3 separate regions of the Homo sapiens genome follow, and all the other regions are linked to region 3. The links are chromatin loops, found by intact Hi-C in ENCODE. Cell type or tissue: endothelial cell of umbilical vein. All regions are shown on one strand. Each heading gives the region's core, and the rest is flanking DNA. Links, peaks and the distances in the headings are about the cores only.

Region 1 (6,593 bases), core at 569-5,568, 940 kb before region 3:
CACAGAAGGACAGCAGACATCTGGGTTACAAGGTTGTGATGATGCTGAGAGGTGTGGAGTTGTGTAGAGGTGTGGAGTTGTGTAGAGGTGTGGCCAGGTGGCCTCCAGGCCTAGGAGAGGGAAATGCGTTCTGCCTGGCCAGGAGGGCTCTCAGGTTGAAAAGATCTTCTGTTTAAGCCGAAGCCTGGGGAAAGAGTAGAATCTCATCAGAGAGATGACAGAGACAAGGCCCTTTCTGCCCCTGGAAAGCAAACATAAGTATGAATTTAGAACACTCTAGGTGGCTGATAGCATCATGAACTGCAAACATTAGCTCTCTACAAAAATTCTCCATAAGAAAGGAAGACCTCCATGCTTGTCACGCATTGCAGCTTCAAAGCAAGTCTTCTACTTCTCCTTCTAGTTAAGCTATTGGTCTTAACTTCTCCTGCACAGAAGATGCCAGTGGACTCACTGATCATCCATAACTGGTGTGTGAGATGGGTAGGCAGGAGGAGAGGATTCCTGGAGATGAGGGTGGGAAGGAAGTTTGAGCAAAATGTAAAGGAGTTGTAAAGGGGTGCAGGTAAGGTTTCTATTACAAGGTTACTGGGGACAGTTAGTTATCATTAGCTCTCACACCAGTTGGTACATCTGTTGAGCTACCCTGTCTCCTAGCAAGGCACTCACAGAGCAGGACACAGGACAGGTGAGCTAGGATGTAAGGCTTGGAGAGGGGAATCCTCTTTAGGAGGACAAGGCTGGGTGGGGTGGCAGAGAGGAGTCCAGAAACACAATGGGCAACTAGTAGTCAGGGCATAGGGAGGGATGATAAACTTCATTCACCTATTCTCATTTTCAAATACTATGTGGTAAACAGCTACCATGTGCCAGGTATGATGCTAGGCCTTGGAGTATACAAATGAATACTTCTTTTTCTCCTCTATCTACTTCAGTTTATTTTCTAGGTCTGGCCATGATACATACTCACCACTTTGCCTATCTTGACTGTACCAGAATTCACGATTCCGTTTTCAGAATTCAGAACTGACATGCTAGCATCTCTCTTTTCTCTCTGGAACACAGGGGGTCTGGAGTAGGAGTGTTCCCTAAGGAAGCAGGGACAGTCAGTGAGTGAAGAGAAACAGGCTGGGCCGAATGGGAGTTGTGTCCAGTCAACTGGGAAGAACAATGGAATATGGTGATTGATAGCTTGCATTGGCTCTGAATTCTTAAGGAAAATGAAGCCTACAGCAGAGCTATAATAACATATATCATCTCTTCCCTGGGAAGGAGAAGCAGTTGTACCTTCCTACCTATTAATCACATCTTCCATTAATCAGGATAACTCACCATAATTGTGATTACAGTTGGGAATCAATTAATGTTCACCTTAAAATAAAGTGTAGAGAGGAGAGCAATTAACGTAATAGAGTTAGAGCATCAAAATGACACAAATGTTATTGACAATTATGAATCACATCTTGCAGTTTTCGGGTCCTCTGCTCTTTCATGGAGGGGTTTACAGTGGAGGAGGGGAAGCAGTATCAGATCTTCCAGGTGAAAAACGTGAGGTCTGGCTCTCCTCATTACTATCCACTAAAGCAACATGCCAGTGGCTTCCAAGCCATCTTCTGCCTCCCTTTACTGCCTCCAGTTCCATTGGCTGCTCCATGGACATCATGCTTCTCTAGGCTACCCCTGTCTACATGACTAACTGACTACTAGCCTGAATTCTTAAGGAAAATGCAGCCTGCAGCTGATTAACAAGCCTCCAGGACAAAAAGGAACAGGCCCAAAGAAGAGCCAAATTTCCCTGTTGTTAGAAAGCCCGATGTATCTCAGGCTTGGCCTAGCTTTTTTTTTTTTTTTTCCCAAAAGAAAAGTCTGTGGTCTTTCAGACATGGACCATTTGGGTGTTTGTTTGATGGGTGTCATCTGGAAGGGATTAATAATATGAAATAGATTTAACATAACCTAAACAGAAAAACAATTCATATTGAACTCTTTAAGGAAGCACTTCTTGCATCTGTTTATGCTCTTTTCTCCCTTGTAACAACCCTGAGAGGGAGGTAGGCTGAGGTTTTTATTTTCTTTCTTTTGACTTTTTCAGATGTAGAAAGCAAAGTCTGACTGAGTGAAGGACTTGCTAAGTTCACACAGTTACAGGCAGGCTGGAGCCCAGGTAGGCTGTCTTATCATTAGGCCTGCTGTACAAAAATTGTTTTAACACATCTTACCTGATGGGCGCTCAAGTCATATTCAACCTGAAACAATCTCCTTTTCTGGATGAAATGCTCCTTGGGAAGCACTCCAGATGATGGTAAAAGATCCTGAGTTCAGTCCACCCCAGGCCTTTAACACACGTCTGCCAAAACTTGAGGAAATCTTGCAAAGGAAAATTTAGACTTGAAGCATTCAAATTCACCTGGAAGAGATCTCAGGGGTAATCAGATCCACTGGTTCATTTTCCAGATGAGGAAACTGAAGCCTGGAGTGGTAGGGGAAGTAAGGAGTGACTGGGGTCCATTTCCAGCTTTGGACAGAAACCTCATAGCCTCACTGGGCAAAGGGGATGGGATTGGGTTGTAATCTAAGAGAAATTGAAGCTGCAATAACTGAAAAAGAAATATTTGCAGGCTTTACCCAAATGCTTTGTGTAGATTTGGTCTGTGTCCATATGTGGTTGTTGATTCAAATATTTTGAGTCCTGCCAAATTTCCCATTTATCTTAAAGATGAATTTATACATATTTGCTGATTCTTTAAGTAGCTAATCTTTCATCTTTTAAACTCTCTGAAAATTCCAGATTAGCGTCTGAAAGTGAACATCTATAGATATGTGTCTGTCGGGGGAACAGCCATTGCAGGTAAACAGAAGCTCTGACAGAGGTGAAGTTCCGGGGTCTGGGCCTAGCCCCTTTTTTCTTCCCTACCCAGAAAAGGGCATTTCATACCCATTGCCCAGGGGCCAAGCCCTGGGGGCTGCCTGGACAGGGTGGCACAGCCCTACATGAGAATGGCTGTAGAGGCTGAGATTTCTGTTTGCTAGCTGAGGGCTTCTTCCCTCCACCTCAGCCATGCCCAAGGACCAGTCTGGCTACTGCAGCAGCCGGCATGGACCTCTCAGAATACAGCAGTGAGGCTGTTATCCGTAGTCTTCACATCGAGCCTTTGTATGTCTCAGAATGTCAGTTTTGATTCAATTGCCAAATAAACTTCAGAACATTGATGACCCACAGGCACTGAGTTTTTTCTTTTTTCTCTTTTAATCTCTGTCAGAAAAGAGAAATTGCGTATGGGGATATTCCAGGGTGATTGATCTGTAATCCTACCTACAGGCCGCCCTGAGATCTGCTGCCCTAATTAAGCATAGCTTCTCTTAAGATCAATGCCCAACATCCTGCACATTAGTCATTAGAACTTCAAAGGCCTCCATATCCACTAGATGGCAGTAGTCAGTTAATCATGTAGACGGGTAGCCTAGAGAAGCGTGGTCCCCGTGGAGCAGCCAAGCTCTAGGATTTATAATCAAGTCCAGAACGTCTGAATATAAAGATACCCTCTCCCCTCCTCCATGCCCCAGGGATTACTCTTGCTCTTTTAATTATTCTTTAAAATAACAGCTGCTTTGGGCTAGGCCATTTATGATCCACACATGACTACGGCAGAAAAGACATAGAGACCTCACCCAAAAGCTACAGCTGGGGGAGTGGTGTTTGAACTGTCCCTTGCTGAGTCAAGATGAAGTGCATTCAGCTGCTAGCTCCTACTGCTAGGAAAAGATTTCTCCATTGTCCTTTTAAGCCACAGCTCTCCAGGCTTTGAGGCCTTCAAATCAGGGACCTCAGCCAGACCCTGAGCCCCAAACCACAATTTACCACACAACTGTGCTGAGCTCTAACCAAGCACTAATATTAATTTATGGAACCACAAAGCTATTATTACAAAGTTTGTATTCTATTTATTTTTTTTCTGAAAATAAAAAAAAAAAAACACCTATTGAAAAATATGTCTGAACTGGAACCCAGCCTACATATTTCCTAGAACGACTGAATTGGGACTTGAGAATGTTCTGTGAACCTGAGTTGAACTGAATGTATATTTCATAGGCCTGGTGCCCTGGTTGAGACCCAGTTCTTTAAAAGACCCTTTATTTTAGCTGCAGGTGCTTCCAAGTCTGTGCTGGCCCCCAGTTTTGGAGAGTCTCAGAACTGGGTTGCCTGGTATGTACCCCCAAGGCAGCCTTTCGTTTAGAGATACCCCCAGCTCCTTCTGTAAGCTCCTTATTAGGCTGTTTTCTCTCGTTGGTCTTGATCATTTCTGTAGCAGCCAGAGAGTCTGATGGTTGGATCTGAGATTTATGTAGGACACTTGGCTAAAATATAAACAGTGGTTTAGAGAAAGGGAATCTGCTTTGTGTCAACAGTAATGTGAGGCTGGGGGGCCTCCAGCAAGCTGAATTGGATGTTTATCCACTGAATAAAGTCACTACATCATCTGGCCCTGTCTGAGCAGAGGGGCCCTGGTGGGAGAGCAGCAGACTCCCTGCCAACTCTGTAATCTGTTTCTGAACTTGCGGGAGGCCTCTTGGGCTGCCTGTCTCTTCTTACCGCACCTCACCTGGGTGGGCAGATGGAAAGGGGACCACCGAATCAGATTTAGTAAGCATCAATTTCTACTTCTAGGTGAGTTGATCACTTTTTGAGGGGGCACTTCATTTTATCCATGTGACAGCCCTCTGAGGACTTTAGGTGGATCCAGGCTTTGTGGGGTTTGAAGCTTGTACAATTAGAGGGAGGTGGCTTTAAGAAAAAGAGAATAAAATTACAAACACAAAAGTGAATCTTGATTCAGAATGACACAAAATGAATCTCACACACACAAAATCACTAGAGCCCTAGAAAGTCAGGTCTCTTTTGAGATCTCTTCAAGCAGTTTATCAGAAATGCTTATATAGAAACACTTCCACACATGCACACACACACACACAAACACACCCTCCATCCCTGTCAGCCAGACTTCCCCTTCCCCCAGAACACTTCCACACAGAAACTCCCCACGATCCCAGGACCATGAGGTGAAGGGGGTGGGAGGCTTAAGCTTTGCCAGGCAAATCTGCTCTGCAAGTAGTGTGATGACCGCCATTTTGCTCTGGTGATGCTGACTGACACATTATAGACTTGTGCAGGACACAGCCCTGATAAGGTGTGAAGCTGAAATTTGAAATCAGAACTTCTGCCTCTAAACCCTAATGTGCTTCCCACGGCAGGCTGCAGTCTCCCTCTATGCTGCCACAGTGCTCTGGGACTCTGTTGGTCTAGCCTGAAATCCACTCTGGAGGGCCAGTTTTGGTCTGAGTGGCAAATCCTACAATCCTCTTCCTTATCCTGAGGCCAAGGAGAAGCCCTAAGGACAGGAGAGCGGTGGTCCTTTCTGGGGGAGATGAACCGTTCCTGCTGTCGCAACTCCTTTCCTTCGAATGCTCGCTCCATTCTTGGTTGTTGACTCCTGCACCTGAAAAGGGCTTCACATCTTCTGCAAGGGACTGGCTTTCTGAGGGATAGGCTCTGTGAGAGGGGCTCTCAGGAGAGGCTGTCTGAGGAAGTGACTCTGTTTGAGAGGAGCTCTTGGATGAAGGGACTCTCCGAGGAGGGGCTTTTTTCGGAGGGACTGTCTGAGGAAGGGGCTTTCTGAGGGAGGTGCTCCCTGAGAGGGGCTCTCTAAGAGAGGGGCTGTCTTTGGGAGTGGCTCTCTGAAGGAGGTTCTCCCTGAGGGAGGCTGTCTTTGGGAGGGGCTGTCTGAGGAAAGGGCTGTCTGAGGGGGCCTCTCTTTGAGGAGGACTGTCTGAGGGAGGGGCTGTCTGAGGGAGGTGCTCCCTGAGGGGGGCTCTCTAAGTGAGGAGCTGTCCTTGGGAGCAGCTCTCTGAAGGATGTTCTCGCTGAGGGAGGCTGTCTTTGAGAAGGACTCTCTGAAGGAGGGGCTCTCTTGGCCTGTCCTGTCCTGTCAGACCCACAGGGCTAAGCGTGTCTTTGTTATGACTTTGTATCCAGGCCTCCCTTTTGAAGGCCTTTCTCTACTCTCACTTCTGACTGCCCTTCCTCTGAACCCTGTCTTCTTACTCCCTCCTCCCTTTCCCAATAAAGTCTTTCCCTCTGAGCAAGGATCTATTGTTAGTCATTTGTGTCTTAGGGTGAATTTAAGTCATTTGGTTTCTTCCTCCAGGATGAGTTGTAATTCTCCATTAAGGAACAAAAGCCCTAACCCTTCAAAGGAATGGGAGGCAGGGGAGTAGATGAGGGTTGTGACCTGACTTGGGGATGGGGATGGAGGGATTTCCACAATTTTGAAATTATATCTCAGAGGCAGCTGTTATACTTTTTTTTTATTTGTAAGGAAAGAAAGACAGAAAATTTAAATGGATTGGCCATCTACCAAGGTCCTGTGCTAGATACTTTCAGAAATGTTACCTTATTTAATCCTCAGAGCAACTGTGAGGTAGGTATTACAATACTCTTTCAGTGGATGACCTGGCTGAGGTTAGAGACAGTTACAGGGTCACCTAAAACAGAAGGAATAATTTTTTGGTAAGCACCTGTCTTGTGCCTGGCACTC
Region 2 (6,593 bases), core at 728-5,727, 1.3 Mb before region 3:
TGCACACTCATCTGTCGATAGTTTACTTTGATTCCTTTTCCCTTCTCTTCCCCTCCTTACTATTTACATACCCTTTTATCTCAATCCATATTTTATTGTTTTAAAGTTCTGTTTGGAAGGCCATAATAACAATTTGTATTTGCAAAGGAATTTGTTATTTACGAACTACTTACACATATTTAGTTATCAAAACAACTTTGTGGGATACCATTTTATACATGTGGAATTTGTAAAGTAAACAAGTTGAAGTAGACTTGCATCAGATCTCCTGGTGGTAAAGCCAGTATTTAAATCCAAGTCTTTTGACTTCCAGTCTAATGTTTATATCATCATGTGTGCTGCCAATTTCAATGAACTGACCTCCAAGTCCAATGTCATCAGTCCTGGTCCAGTGTCCCAATAACACTATGCACTATCTGACTTCTTGTCTAGGGCAATCTTATGGCAAATAGGTTCACTTTGAGTATCAACTTTGATTAATTATTAGTGGCTGCCTGGGGTGCAGGGCTCTGAGGCCTTTTAAGGGTTCAGTAAGAAAGGCTGTGATCAATTAGCGATATCTGCCATGGGCTTTAGGAGGACTTTGTCCTCATGCCATGCACTTGCCATTCCTGGAATTAGATTTGGCAGATCTCAATCTGCCTTGCAATGCTGGCCTTTAAACAGCTCCAAAGTAACACAAAATGGAGGCATTTCTAACTTGGAAGAAAGAGTTTCTGTCTTTTAGAAGATTGGAAAGGCACAAGCAAAAATATTAAACTCAAAGAAATTCTGTGAAGGTGATTGATAGAAACAACTTAATTTCTTTGCTGTAGGTATGAACTTCTTTAGCCATGATATCCTTTCCAGTCCAGTTCAGCAACTGAGGAAACAATTTGTGAGTGTATAGGTGAGGCACTGTGCTAGGTTCTGGGGAGAGGTATGAAGATGTGTAAGACATGGTCTTGCTCTTTCTTTCTCTCTCTCTCTTTTCTTTTCTTTTTAAAGACAGGGTCTCGCTCTGTCACCCAGGTTGGAGTGCAGTGGCACAGTCTCAGCCCACTGCAACCTCTGCCTCCCAGGCTCAAGCGATCCTCCTGCCTCAGCCTCTGAGTAGCTGGTACTACAGGTGTGCACCACCACGCCTGGTTAATTTTTGTATTTTTTATAGAGATGGGGTTTTGCCATGTTGCCGAGGCTGGTCTTCAACCATGATCTCAAGCAATCCACCCACCTCGGCCTCCCAAAGTGCTAGGATTACAGGTGTGAGCCACTGTGCCTGACCAACATGGTCTCTCCATTAGGAATTTTACAGCTTAGTGGAGGAGACAGGCAAATTTTTGATGAAAAAAAGATAATTTTCAATATTGTCTTTTCTTTTCTAGAATGAAAGCAATTTTATCCTAGTTTTGGATGCCAAGAACTTTGAAGAGCTGGGCCGAGCAGAGGTACCTGTGCAGATGCCTTATGGGTTCCATGGTACCTTCATACCCATCTGATGGGACAACCACAAGGTCTGGAAACTAGGTTTAAAATAAGTGTGCACTTGGACATAAAGACTGGAGAAATAAACACTGAGGACTCCAAAAGGGGGGCAAGGAGGAAGAGGGGCAGGGGTTAAAAAGCTACCTATTGAATACTATGTTCCCTATTTGGGTGATGGGTTCGTTAGAAGTCCAAACCTCAGCAGCACACAATATACTCATGTAACAAGCCTGCACATGTACCCCAGAATCTAAAATAAAAATAAAAAGAAAAACAAAGAATGTACTCTATACAAAAGACAGAGCATAAAGGGCACCGTACCTCCCAAACCAATGTCCCAAATAGACATTTAGTTTAAAAATTTCTGTTAAAAACAGAATTCACTATTTCCTTGCCACTGCCAAGTCACGCCATGGCAGAGGCTCGAGTGCATACAAGCTTCGGTTTTACCCTTAATACACCATCATGACCAATGGAGGCATTGCTGCTGGAGGTGTCATGGCCATTAACACTACTTTATAAGAGGTGCGGAAGACTGCCCTCACTCATCATGGCCTAGCATGTGCAATTTGTGAAGCTGCCAAAGCGTTAGACAAGCACCAAGCCCACTTTTGTCTGCCTGCACCCAACTGCAATGAGCCTATGTATGTCAAGTTGGTGGAGTCCCATGGTGCTGAACACCAACTCACCCTAATTAAGGTTGATGACAACAAGAAACCAGAGGAATGGGTAGGCCTCTGTAAAACTGAGAGGGAAACCCCCGAAAAGTGGTTGGCTGCAGTTGTGCAGTAGTTAAGGACTAGGTCAAAGAATCTTAAGTCAAGGATGTCATCGAAGAGTATTTCAAATGTAAGAAATGAACAAATAAAACTTTGGCACTCATGTTTCTTAAGAAAAAACACCACAAAGCAGAATTCATAATATAACTATGGTTATAGATATTTATTTTTTAGGGCTCTTACTTGAAATAATTAAGAAAGTATTGATACAACCTTTTGAAGAGGGTTTTAAATTTCATTTATTGGATATATCTTCCTCTAGGTAATAATAAGAATACACGAAATAAAAATTCATGTATTTTGGTCATTACTGCAAGAATTAAAGAAAGAGGAAAGAAACATGAAAGGTGGCTTGCCAGTTAAGACAGGTTTATTTTAGAAAAAACAAACCCGAGAGGAGCCTTTTGGCTGAGTTAGATTAGAGGCACACTTTTTTACAGACTAAGAGTTTTTAAGGATTCAGGGTGGGAGAGTTTATTAGAGGCTTGGACTGCTTCTGTGTTTCTTTGTTGTGTTTATTTGGGAGGGAGAGTTGTGTGTTTGTTCCCATACATATTTTTTTGCAGCTGCAGGCATACCCCCCAAAGTCTGCTTTTAGCTTCCCTATCTTAGTGCACCTGAAGGGAGAGGAATGTCCTTATTAAGGCCCACTGTTTCACTGGGGCCCATTATATGAGGGTGAAATTTGGCAGTTACCCAAGAGACTTTCCCCCTACTTCCCTCTGTGCCCGTGCTGTTTTATTTGTGTTTTACTGTCTGCTTTTTCTGTTTGCTTGTAGTTAGAAGAGAAGTGATTTCCTTGAAATGCATGAGGCTAGAAAGGGAGCTGGAACTTAAAGTGGCGGTTTGTCCAAAATAAAGATGCTCCTGCTCTGTCAATTACCATCATCGGATAGGTGGATGACAGAGGTCCTAGGAGAAGAAATACAAATGATCATAGATAGTAGACTTTGAATACAAATCTGAAAAGCACCTTGTTCTTTCCATCACAGTCTGCCTGTTACCATTGGTCCTAAGGTACTCAGAAGACAGGAAGCTGGCTATATCCTGCATGGAGGCTTCTTCTAAACTGTTTTTTTCTCTGCTGTCCACAGCAGATGCTACTGCAATTGCACAACCCTCCTATGGACCACCCACTACCCCCACCCCACCCTCAGCTCGGCTTTGGGAGCTTATTTTGAGGAACATCACTAAAATCAGGCATTTATTCTAATCTCTACGTGTATAGTTCTCAGGGATGGATGACAAGCCAGTAGTGCTTCATTTAATTGGACAGCAGGTGGCACTAGAGACCATATAATCTTCACATTTCTAAACCCTGCCTGATCTTACCAACAGCCGTAGGCAGGCAAGGTCTGTCACTTAAACGACACTCTTGCCAACACCCCCAAAATCCCTTGTTCCCTTTTCCTTCAGTTACACTCCCTTCCCTCTGCTGAACACCATTCCAGGACCAGTTAAACTGTTTATGCTCCTTCCACATGGTGAATGCTCTGGAGAAGACCCCCAGACATACAATATGTGGCACCTGTGAACTCATGGTTAGGCTCTCTGCACCGTCCTGGACTAACATAGTTTCCTGTCTAATTTTCCTTAAGAGTCACTTCAAACTTCACAGACCCCATCTTCTTTAGTGATGTGTTCCATACATGCAAATGCCATGCGTGGAGCTTTGCACTGTGGCAATAAAGTAAAAGGGCTGAGTTCCATGTCTGGGTTTGTGAGATGCAGAACACAGCAGCAGGTTTAGAATGGCAAGAAGATGCCTAAACAGAACTAATGCAGCAGATGCAGGAGCAAAGAGCCTCAGGTAACCATGAGAGTGTAAGTCCCCCAGTGTTTCCTTTCACAGAAGTCCCTGAAAAGGCATTCATTGTACTTCCTCAGACAAAACATGGAGATTTGATTGATCTTCCTAGATCTGAAGGGTGAAGGAGACTCTGGATGACCTCTGGCAAGTCCATAGATCTGTCACATCTTTCCTCTGTTTATAAATCTCTATCTTAATACACAGGGAATGAAGTTCAGACATATGAAGGATAGCAGTATAATCATAAGATTTTGACCTAAGGATACCTGAATTCTGCCTTGGCTCTGCTCTGCTCTCTGTTTCTTGAAGGAGAACACAAAAAAGGATCAGTGGCATGTTATAATCTAGGCATATATGCCTGGTAATCCAAGGGAGAAAGTTCTGGTAAAATTGAGTGAGCATATGACCAAGGCCCAAAGCATAGGCTGGGCCTCTTCCTCTGCCTAAGCCCAACTCTTACCACTAGCCAGTGTCTGAGGATTCAAGGAAAGGGAGTAAGTGGTGCACAATTGAGGGGAAAAGGAAGAGGCAAATGGGCAGGTTGGGTCCTCCACAGGAGGCAAGCAGTAGGAAAACGTATGAACCAGCCAGCTAGGCCTCCTTGGGGCAGGGTGGGAGTAGGGGAGAGCTTTGGCTTGATTTTTTTTTTTTTCCTCTGAGCATAGCTCTGGAGAGTAAGCAACACCATGTGTGGTACTTCTAACACATTGTAGGCCTGCCTGTGAGTCAACAAGGCCCAACCAGTGCCTGGAAATGTGATTTAAGCAGATGAAAATTCCCTTTTTGTGGGGAGCTACAAGGGAGATAAGGGGGTGAAACCTCCTTTCGTTTATACTTAAATGACATTCAAGGCCTTTCAATAATTTGGTCCCCAATCAATGTTTCCAGTCTTACCTCTCACCTATCTCCCCATTGTAGCCAAGAACTCTTCAATATGCAGTAAACAAGCTGTACTTTTCCACATTTCCTTTGCTTACATTCTCTTCCTGGAATTCCCTTATCTACCTGGTGAATCTTAAAATCCAGCTCAAAAGTCATCTCTTCTTTGAAGCCTTCTTTTACTTCCTGAGGGAGAATTAGTGTTTTTTTTCTTTTTTAGTTTGTCATGATTTATTTCTGTGTTTAGCTCCCTCACTAGCTTGAACTGTATGAGGACAGGAAACGTGTTTATTATTCATACTGCGCCCCTGGCACTTAGCAGTGCACTTGGCATTCATTAGATGTTAAATAAACACTTTTTTTTTAACTTAATAAGTGAATGAGGACCAGAAGGTGATAGATATGGGGCCTACCTTGCCAATATATGTCCATTGGAGTACCTTATGGGATCTTTTTTTTGGTGGGGGGGCTTGGGGGTATTTATTAAGTGATGCTTTAGTCTCAGTCTCTGCCAGCAACTGGGGTGTGGGTTGACTCCACTCGCCCCAGGATTTCCCAGACTTGCTGTTTTAGTGGAGAGAGGCAGGAAGCCAACTATCCTCTAAGCCCCAGCTTGGGAAGCTAGGCTAGTACTGGGGTGGGGGCAGCAGAGCTGAGACCCTCCACCCCCACCCCCAGCCCCCAGCCTCCCAGCCTGAGGGGGAGGAGCTGAGGCAATTTTGGCCGCAGCCTCCCACACACAGCCCTGCCCTTGGTGCGCCATTCACTGCCCTGAGTTATTCATGATCTCTGCTCCCACATATTCACCTTGACACTCCAAAAGCCAGCCCCACACCCAGCCCCTTCAGGTCTTTAGTCCTGGGGAGAGCAAAAGGAGGGACAGGGGCCCTTTGACTGAGCAGCTTCAAGGGGCCTCTCCTTTCTGTTACCCACTGAATGCCAGCCCCTTGTCTTCAGCCCTCCCTTAGATAGGAAGGAGGGTGGTGGCCTCAGACTGCACCCCCTTTCTTCTTCTTCTCTTCCTGGCATCCCATTCTGTCCCAGCACAGCAGCCAAGAGCACAAAGCACAGCACCTGTGAGGCTGGTGGGCACAGGAGCCCGTGCTGGCACAGGCCAAACTGCCTGCAGCCCTAGGTGGGGCCTGCTCCTGCCCTAGAAGCTAGACAGAGGGAGACAGAAAGCAGAAGTGGGGCAATGGGATGTGCGGCCCCTGTGGCAGGAGGAGGAGCACACGAACCCTGACCCTGCTTCTTGGTGCAGGCCACTCCAGGCCTTGCTTCTGTAAGAGACTCTGTGGCTGGCTCCAGAGCTGCCCGGCCCCCATAAAGGGGGCTGAAAGGAGGATGGGTGGTCCTTGAGGAGGGGAAGGGTCTGCAGAGAATCGCTCAGACACCAGGTATTACCCAGCTATTCCCCCAAGACCTGGAGGGTCCAAACTCCTGGCCCCAACCACCTGCATCTTGGGTGAGGAAGAAGGGCCTCTTCTGCTGTTCCTTCCCCTCAGAGATCCAAGAACCCACTCCAGTGAAATGCAGGTACCCATGCCTGCCACCTGCCCCTGGAGACAGCAGGGGAGTTGAGGCAGGAAGGCTGGCCAGGGGCCCTTATGGGATCTTTTAGTAGAAGCTAGCCTTCTGAGACAACGCAGCCAAGCACAAGC
Region 3 (6,593 bases), core at 602-5,601:
CCCTCCCACAGTGACTCTGAGCTCAGCCACATGACTTTCTCTGGCCAGTGAGACACTGGCAAGCATGCCACAAACAAAGGCTGGGTGGGTAAGTGCTTGAACACTGGGGCTTATCCTCTTGAAACTCTCCCTCCTGGAAGCCAGCTGTCAAGGTGTAAAGAAGCCTTGGGGAAACTAGCACTCTGTGAGAGGCCACATGGAGAGAAGCCTGAAGGAAGAGAGATCATCCTGGACATTCCAGCCTCTATAGACCTCCCAGGTGAATGCATTCTCATGATTGACCTCACCTGTATCTTGTAGAATGCAGAAAAACCACCTAGCTGAGCCCAACCAACCCACTGAATTGCCATTGTTCAATTTAGGCACTATTTGTTATGATCATTTTGAGGATGATTTGTTATGCCGCAATAGACAACAGAAACAGGCCAATATGGAAACTCCCATGTGCCTGATTCCTGGCACAGGAATACAGCTTCCCTGGCAAGCCTAGCTGGTCCCTGCAGCTGCCCAGTGTACCAAGGCCATTTGCTGGGACCAGGGCTGCCAGCAAAAGCCAGACCCAAGTTAGAAAATTAAGCCCCCAAATAAATGCACAACCATAAAATGGAAACACCCAAGAAAAGCCACAGCTGTATACAAATGTGAGTGGCCTTTGTCAGGGAGAAGAAAGGAAGGCCAGGCTGGGCTCTGATGTTGCCTTCCTCTGGACCTCCTTACAAGCACACCTGGCAGCAAAACTGCACGAAGCTCCAGCCTCTTGGGGCTTTTGATCTTGGAACAAAACAAAATAACATTCCACACCAACTCCTACCCAGCCCCATGCAGAAATTCAGGTGGTGTTAGACCCAAGGGGAATCCTGTGCTCTGGCCCCCTTCTGCTGCAGGGTAGAATCCACACTTTTTTCCCTTTGTCCAGCATCCCTATGTGCCTGGCATTGTGCACAGACCCATGATTGCTGCTTAGGAGCAGCAGGAGAAGAACCACCAACCAGGAGAGTAGACAGCACTCCTGGGAGCCACCAAGGGGAATCTTGAAAGTTGAGGAGCCCTAAAACAAGGATGTCTTTCTGTTTATTTATACACAGTATCCTTTTCTTCAAGACTAAGCTAGGTTTCTTTTTTTTTTTTTTTATACTTTGTGGCTCTTGCTTCAATTACAATTAAATCACTTTTGTGAATATAAAATCCTTCTTTTCCAGCAGAAAGGCAGCTCCTTGAGAGCAGAGACTATGCCTACCTGATTCTACATTGCAACTGTGTTGCCCAGCACAGAGCATGGCACATACTGAGTACTCGGCAAGTAGCTGCGGAATGAATAAATGAAATGAATGAATGTGAAGCCCAGTGTCCTGCATGCAGGATTTCTTGTTGATGATGCTGATGATGCTGTCTCACACCTCTGTGCCTTTACATGTGCTGTTCCTTTGCCCAACATCCCTTTCTCTCCTCTGTCCCCCACACAGCCCTCTTACTAGCTCTGGAATGGTGAGCTCATTTCAGACCTCTTTGATCTTCAGTTTGTTCCTCCAGACACGGGGATAACACCTGCCTTAGAAAGAGGGTGTAAGAGTGAACTCTGACCATGCCTATAAATTGCCTGGCTTCAATAATGCTAGCGGGCTTTCTCTGACTTCTAGCAAAGATTCCCATGACCATTTCTTGGTACCGTGTTCTCAGCCCCTGGTGCTGTGTAGCCAGAAGTCATTTTTATCATAAAGTAGTTAGGCAGTGATGGGAAACCATCAGGTGAGCTAGATCCATGTTTCTCAGATTTTATTGTACGTGAGCATTACTTGGGGATCATGTTAAAATACAGATTCTAATTCAGGAAGTCTGCGTAAGGAAGGGTGCTGAGATTTTGCATTTCTAGCAAGCACTCCAAGGACGGGATCCTGCAGCCCTAGGAAGCACTCTTTGAGGAGCAAGAGGATACAACACCAGCCTTAAGACAAGCCAGGAGAGAGGCAGGGGCAGCCATAGGGTGGCCACTGGAATCAGGCATGGGCAGTGGTGGCTGTGGCTCAGGCTGTTTGGGTGACAATACCCCTGGCTAGTAGGTGGTAGAACCCGATGCTAGTAGCTCTAGGGCCCCTGCCTAGAGGCTGCACAGCTGAACTCCAGGGAACGCCTGGAGCAGACGTTTCATTTTCCAGTTGGTGGAAGTAGGAGGAAGCAGGGGAGTTTTCTTCTGGTGAGGTTGCTCTCAGAATTGGTGCCAGAAAGACATATGTTCCCAGTTGCAAGTTTCTGAGCCTCTGCCTCTCACCCCTCCTACTAGAGGGCAGTTGAGAAGAACACTAATCATAAAAGGAGGCCACATGACACGTGTTACTCTGAGGAGCAGGAAGGCCTCCCTGGGCAATGTCCCTGACTGGGAGCTGATACTGCAGGAAAGGAAGGGGGAAACTAGGGCCAGACTTTTCAAGGAGCTTAGTAAGACCTGTCGGGGCCTGCTGGTGGCACATGGCACATTCCTTGTGACCTCCTGGCAGCCCTGGAGGAGAACAAGCAGAGCCCACCCAGGTCAGAAGGGGCCTCTTCTCCTCTGGGCTCAGGAAAGTGGGGAGAGAAGCGCTTTACCTGCATTGTCTCTGTGGTTCCCAACCTTCCTGGGGGTTCCTGGGGGCTTCTGAGGACTCTTGTTTCATGTCTAAGCCATCTGCAGATCCCTTCACAAGAGCAGCCACAGTGCTTAGCGTCTGTTGATTGAAAACAATGCCATGACAAAAGCCAACGGGGCTGTTCACTGATTTCCAGCTTTATTCTAAGAACACTGATGGACGTATGAAAACTGCTGACCATCTATGACCAGTCGGCCTTAATTCAGTGTGCGGGTAACGGACTTAAGGTGTCAGTGGTAACACAGATCTTTTGCAATCATTCTGTATCTCCCCTCCCTTCTTGGTCTTTGTTATCTCATTTAATCCTGAATCCTTTATCTCATGGAGCCTTCACAGCAACCCTTGAAAGTAGGGTATTGCTACCCTCATTTTACAGACCAGCAAGCTGAATCTCTAATAGGTCAAGTGCACTGTCCAAAGCCACTTGTTGAGGAAGAAGCAGAATCAGGTTTGTAGCCCGGGTTTTTCTGACACTGCAGCCGACCTCTTTCCACTGTATTCCTGGGGACTTCCTTAGCCGCGGCTTAGCATGGAATCACTCTGGCGCCCTCTGGAGGTCACTCTTCCATCCTGCCCCTTGGTTCCCAATGAAGTCCAGTTAATCACAAATTAATACCCATTGCTTTCCTTTTCTTTTTTGTAAGGTCTGGCACCCTGAAGAGACTCTTAAGTGAAATATAGCTGATTATTATAAAAATGTGTCTAAGAATGGAGACACGTGCAAGGGCTCTCAGCCCACTCTCACAGCCTAGGGAGAAGAGGAGGTGATGGAGGAGGAGGTGACAGGCCCCCTCCACCCCCACCCCACGCCCACCCCCACGTGGCCCCACAGCTGTCTGTCTGTGTCAAATGTTCTAAGCAGAGGTTGGGGGCTTCACTCCCCACACAAAGAGAGTTCAGAGCTGTCAGCACCTTTCCCACGGTACACTAGGTGCTGAGGAACAGGTGATAATTACAGCCCTGTCACCCTCATCACCTCTGAGCTGGATGAGTTTTTTTCTAAAAACAAATGTTGTGCTGCCTGAAGATCAAAGTTGGAGCTTAGGTTGGGGAAATACACACATGCAGGCTGCTGCTCTTTTCCATGAAGCACAGGGAATTGGCTTGGAAAACACCTTGGAGATGGCTGTCTTGGCCTCCTGCCAGGGGAAAGAGATCGTAGGAGGGAGGAGGAGGCTGCCTGGCCTCCATAGGTGCACCTTCTGCCTCCTGAGAGAGGTGATCCTTCACCAGCCAGCATGGCGGGTCAGAGTTCCATCCCTCTGCCCTTTGGAGAAAAGGAACCTGCGTGGCCCTTCACATCTTAGAAGGAACCTTTCATGTAGCGCCCACCTGTACCTCTGAAGTCAACTCTCTTCTCCAACTTAAATGCTCTCCAACTCTTTGGATTTTTAATTTAAAAGGACTCAAAGCTCCTCAGTCTCCTCAAGGTCTCCCTGTCCTCAGGACTCACCATCATGTATCTGTGAACATCTGTGTTAAAAAGCAGCAATGAGACTAAAATATTCTGGAAATATGTACTCAGATTTTCACATTCAGATTTACACACACTTCTATAAGCCAAAACAATTTCCTATACAAACAAATGTCATTCCACATAATATCTACTGTTAATTGAGTATTTTACTATACACCAAGCATTGTGATAAGCATTTACACATGTTACCCCATTTAGTCTTCATGCAGCCTTATGAGATGGGTATAGAGACTGTGTATATCACCATCACTTTACAGGTAAGGAAACTAAACCCTAAAGATGTTAGGAATTTACCGGAGTCTCAGAGCTAATGAAGTATTGAGAAAGCACTGAACTCCATACCTGTTTGTCTCCAAAACTCCACGCTGTTAACCACTCCTCTATCTCTTCTACCTCATACAAAATCATGTAATGTTGTTTTACATAAAACTGTACATACACTCCAATATAGCTCTACTTAATTGCATTTATAATGACATAAGCATGCTCAGGAAGGGATCCCAGTAAGTCCCTGCAAGTTGTCATAAAATCAAAATTTCTATTTTTAAAAAAAGACCCTATAGAAATAGGGTCCTCTCCCAGTGTAACTTACCTAATCAACTTTACTTACAACTACTTATCATTCTAGAAACTATCATTTAGACAAAAGCAAAGCAATTAATGTATTGAAATACATTCTTGGTTTGCCTCAGCAATTTAATCTCTCAGAAAGCAGAGGTTGTGGGTAGAAGAAGGTATCTATTTGGAATCTAATTCTGCTTTAACAAGCGGCAACTGCTTAGAGAAGGAACAAAGAGAGAAATCCTGAGAAATAGTAGCCAGGTCACCTCAAAGTTCATGCTATTCACGAAGAAAAGAGCTGGGCATGGTCTTACTTGTACCTTAGTTTTTACAAGTCAGATTGCAAAATCTTCAGAGAAAAGATCGGCTGATCCCATGACCTGACACTCTCATGGCAGACAGCTCTGAAGGGATGACTTTCAAGAAAGAAATTCTGACAAGACAATTGCAAATGACTCTGATATAGAAGAAGTGTGATTGCACAGGATGAATACACACGAGTGACACAGACCTTTAAGTATAATGTCAGGAAGGCTGAAGCCCAGAATGAGCCGAAGCCAACACCACAAAAGGTCTTCTTGGGTAGAATAAGAGAAATGAGAACAAAGAAGGGCTAGATCCACCTCTCCAAGGACTAGCTGTATGACCTGGGGTGATTTTCTTAACCTCTCTGAACCTCACTCAGTTTCCTTGTCCATAAAATGGAAATAATAATTATTACACTGCAGGTTTCTTATGAGGATTACATGGAATGATGCATTAGAAAAACAAACAACAGGCTGGGCATGGTGGCTCATGCCTGTAATCCCAGCATTTTGGGAGGCTGAAGAGGGTGGATCACCTGAGATCAGGAGTTCGAGACCAGCCTGGCCAACATAGTGAAACCCCGTCTCTACTAAAAATACAAAAATTAGCTAGGTGTGGTGGTGCATGCCTGTAATCCCAGCTACTTGGGAGGCTGAGGCAGGAGAATTGCTTGAACCTGGGAGGTGGAGGTTGCAGTGAGCCAAGATGATGCCATTGCACTCCAGCCTCTGGGCAACAGAGTGAGACTCTGTCTCAAATCAAAAGAAAACAAACAAACAAAAATCTAGCACAGAAGAAGACATTCAAAAAATATAAGTTGTAAACATACGAAAAAAAGGTCATCATCACTGGTCATTAGAGAAATGCAAAACAAAACCACAATGAGACACCATCTCACACCAGTTAGAGTGACGATCATTAAAAAGTCAGGAAACAACAGATGCTGGAGAGGATGTGGAGAAATAGGAACGCTTTTACACTATTGGTGGGAGTGTAAATTAGTTCAACCATTATGGAAGACAGTGTGGCGATTCCTCAAGGATCTAGAACCAGAAATACCATTTGACCCAGCAATCCCATTACTGGGTGTATACCCAAAGGATTATAAATCATTCTGCTTTAAAGACACATGCACACGTATGTTTATTGCAGCACTATTCACAATAGCAAAGACTTGGAACCAACCCAAATGCCCATCAATAATAGATTGGATAAAGAACATATACACCATGGAATACTATGCAGCCATAAAACAGAATGAGTTCATGTCCTTTGCAGGGACATGGATGAAGCTGGAAACAATCATTCTCAGTGAACTAACACAGGAACAGAAAACCAAACACCGCATGTTCTCACTTATAAGTGGGAGTTGAATAATGAGAATACGTGGACACAGGGAGGGGAACATCACACACTGGGGCCTGCCGGGGTGTCGGGGGCAAGGGAGGGAGAGCGTTAGGACAAATACCGAATGCATGCAGGGCTTAAAACCTAGATGATGGGTTGATGGGTGCAACAAACCATCATGGCACATGTATACCTATGTAACAAACCTGCATGTTCTGCACGTGTATCCCAGAACTTAAAGTATAATAAATAAATAAATATATACATACATGTTGTCAGTT

Evidence for each region. Hi-C counts contacts between places; a loop is a spot of excess contacts. Peaks named below come from ENCODE experiments on the same cell type or tissue, not always from the same donor. Only the 100,000 strongest peaks of a DNase experiment are listed, where the experiment ranks them.
Region 1: a loop joins it to region 3, with 4 times the contacts of the local background. A loop is called at or near these places in 3 of 110 quality-filtered maps.
Region 2: it touches region 3 in a loop (25-fold over the local background); 11 of 110 quality-filtered maps call a loop at or near these places.

The regions. Positions count from the first base shown.
Region 1 is chr11:112,584,925-112,591,517 of GRCh38, forward strand. No RefSeq gene overlaps it. Among named protein-coding and RNA genes, the nearest start is that of LINC02764, 32 kb to the left of the region's middle. In endothelial cell of umbilical vein, for the core only: a CTCF peak has its summit at 3,421 (motif pointing right); a DNase peak (open chromatin) is centred at 3,437.
Region 2 is chr11:112,216,397-112,222,989 of GRCh38, forward strand. It overlaps BCO2 (beta-carotene oxygenase 2), which reads left to right. Exons shown (of 12, transcript NM_031938.7): 12 at 1,365-2,550. The coding sequence ends at 1,478. It also overlaps the pseudogene RPS12P21. Among named protein-coding and RNA genes, the nearest start is that of PTS, 6.7 kb to the right of the region's middle. RefSeq lists a silencer at 3,657-3,864. In endothelial cell of umbilical vein, for the core only: a CTCF peak has its summit at 3,519 (motif pointing right); DNase peaks (open chromatin) are centred at 3,555 and 5,215.
Region 3 is chr11:113,529,728-113,536,320 of GRCh38, forward strand. No RefSeq gene overlaps it. Among named protein-coding and RNA genes, the nearest start is that of DRD2, 58 kb to the left of the region's middle. RefSeq lists a silencer at 3,000-3,294. In endothelial cell of umbilical vein, for the core only: a CTCF peak has its summit at 3,175 (motif pointing left); a DNase peak (open chromatin) is centred at 3,154.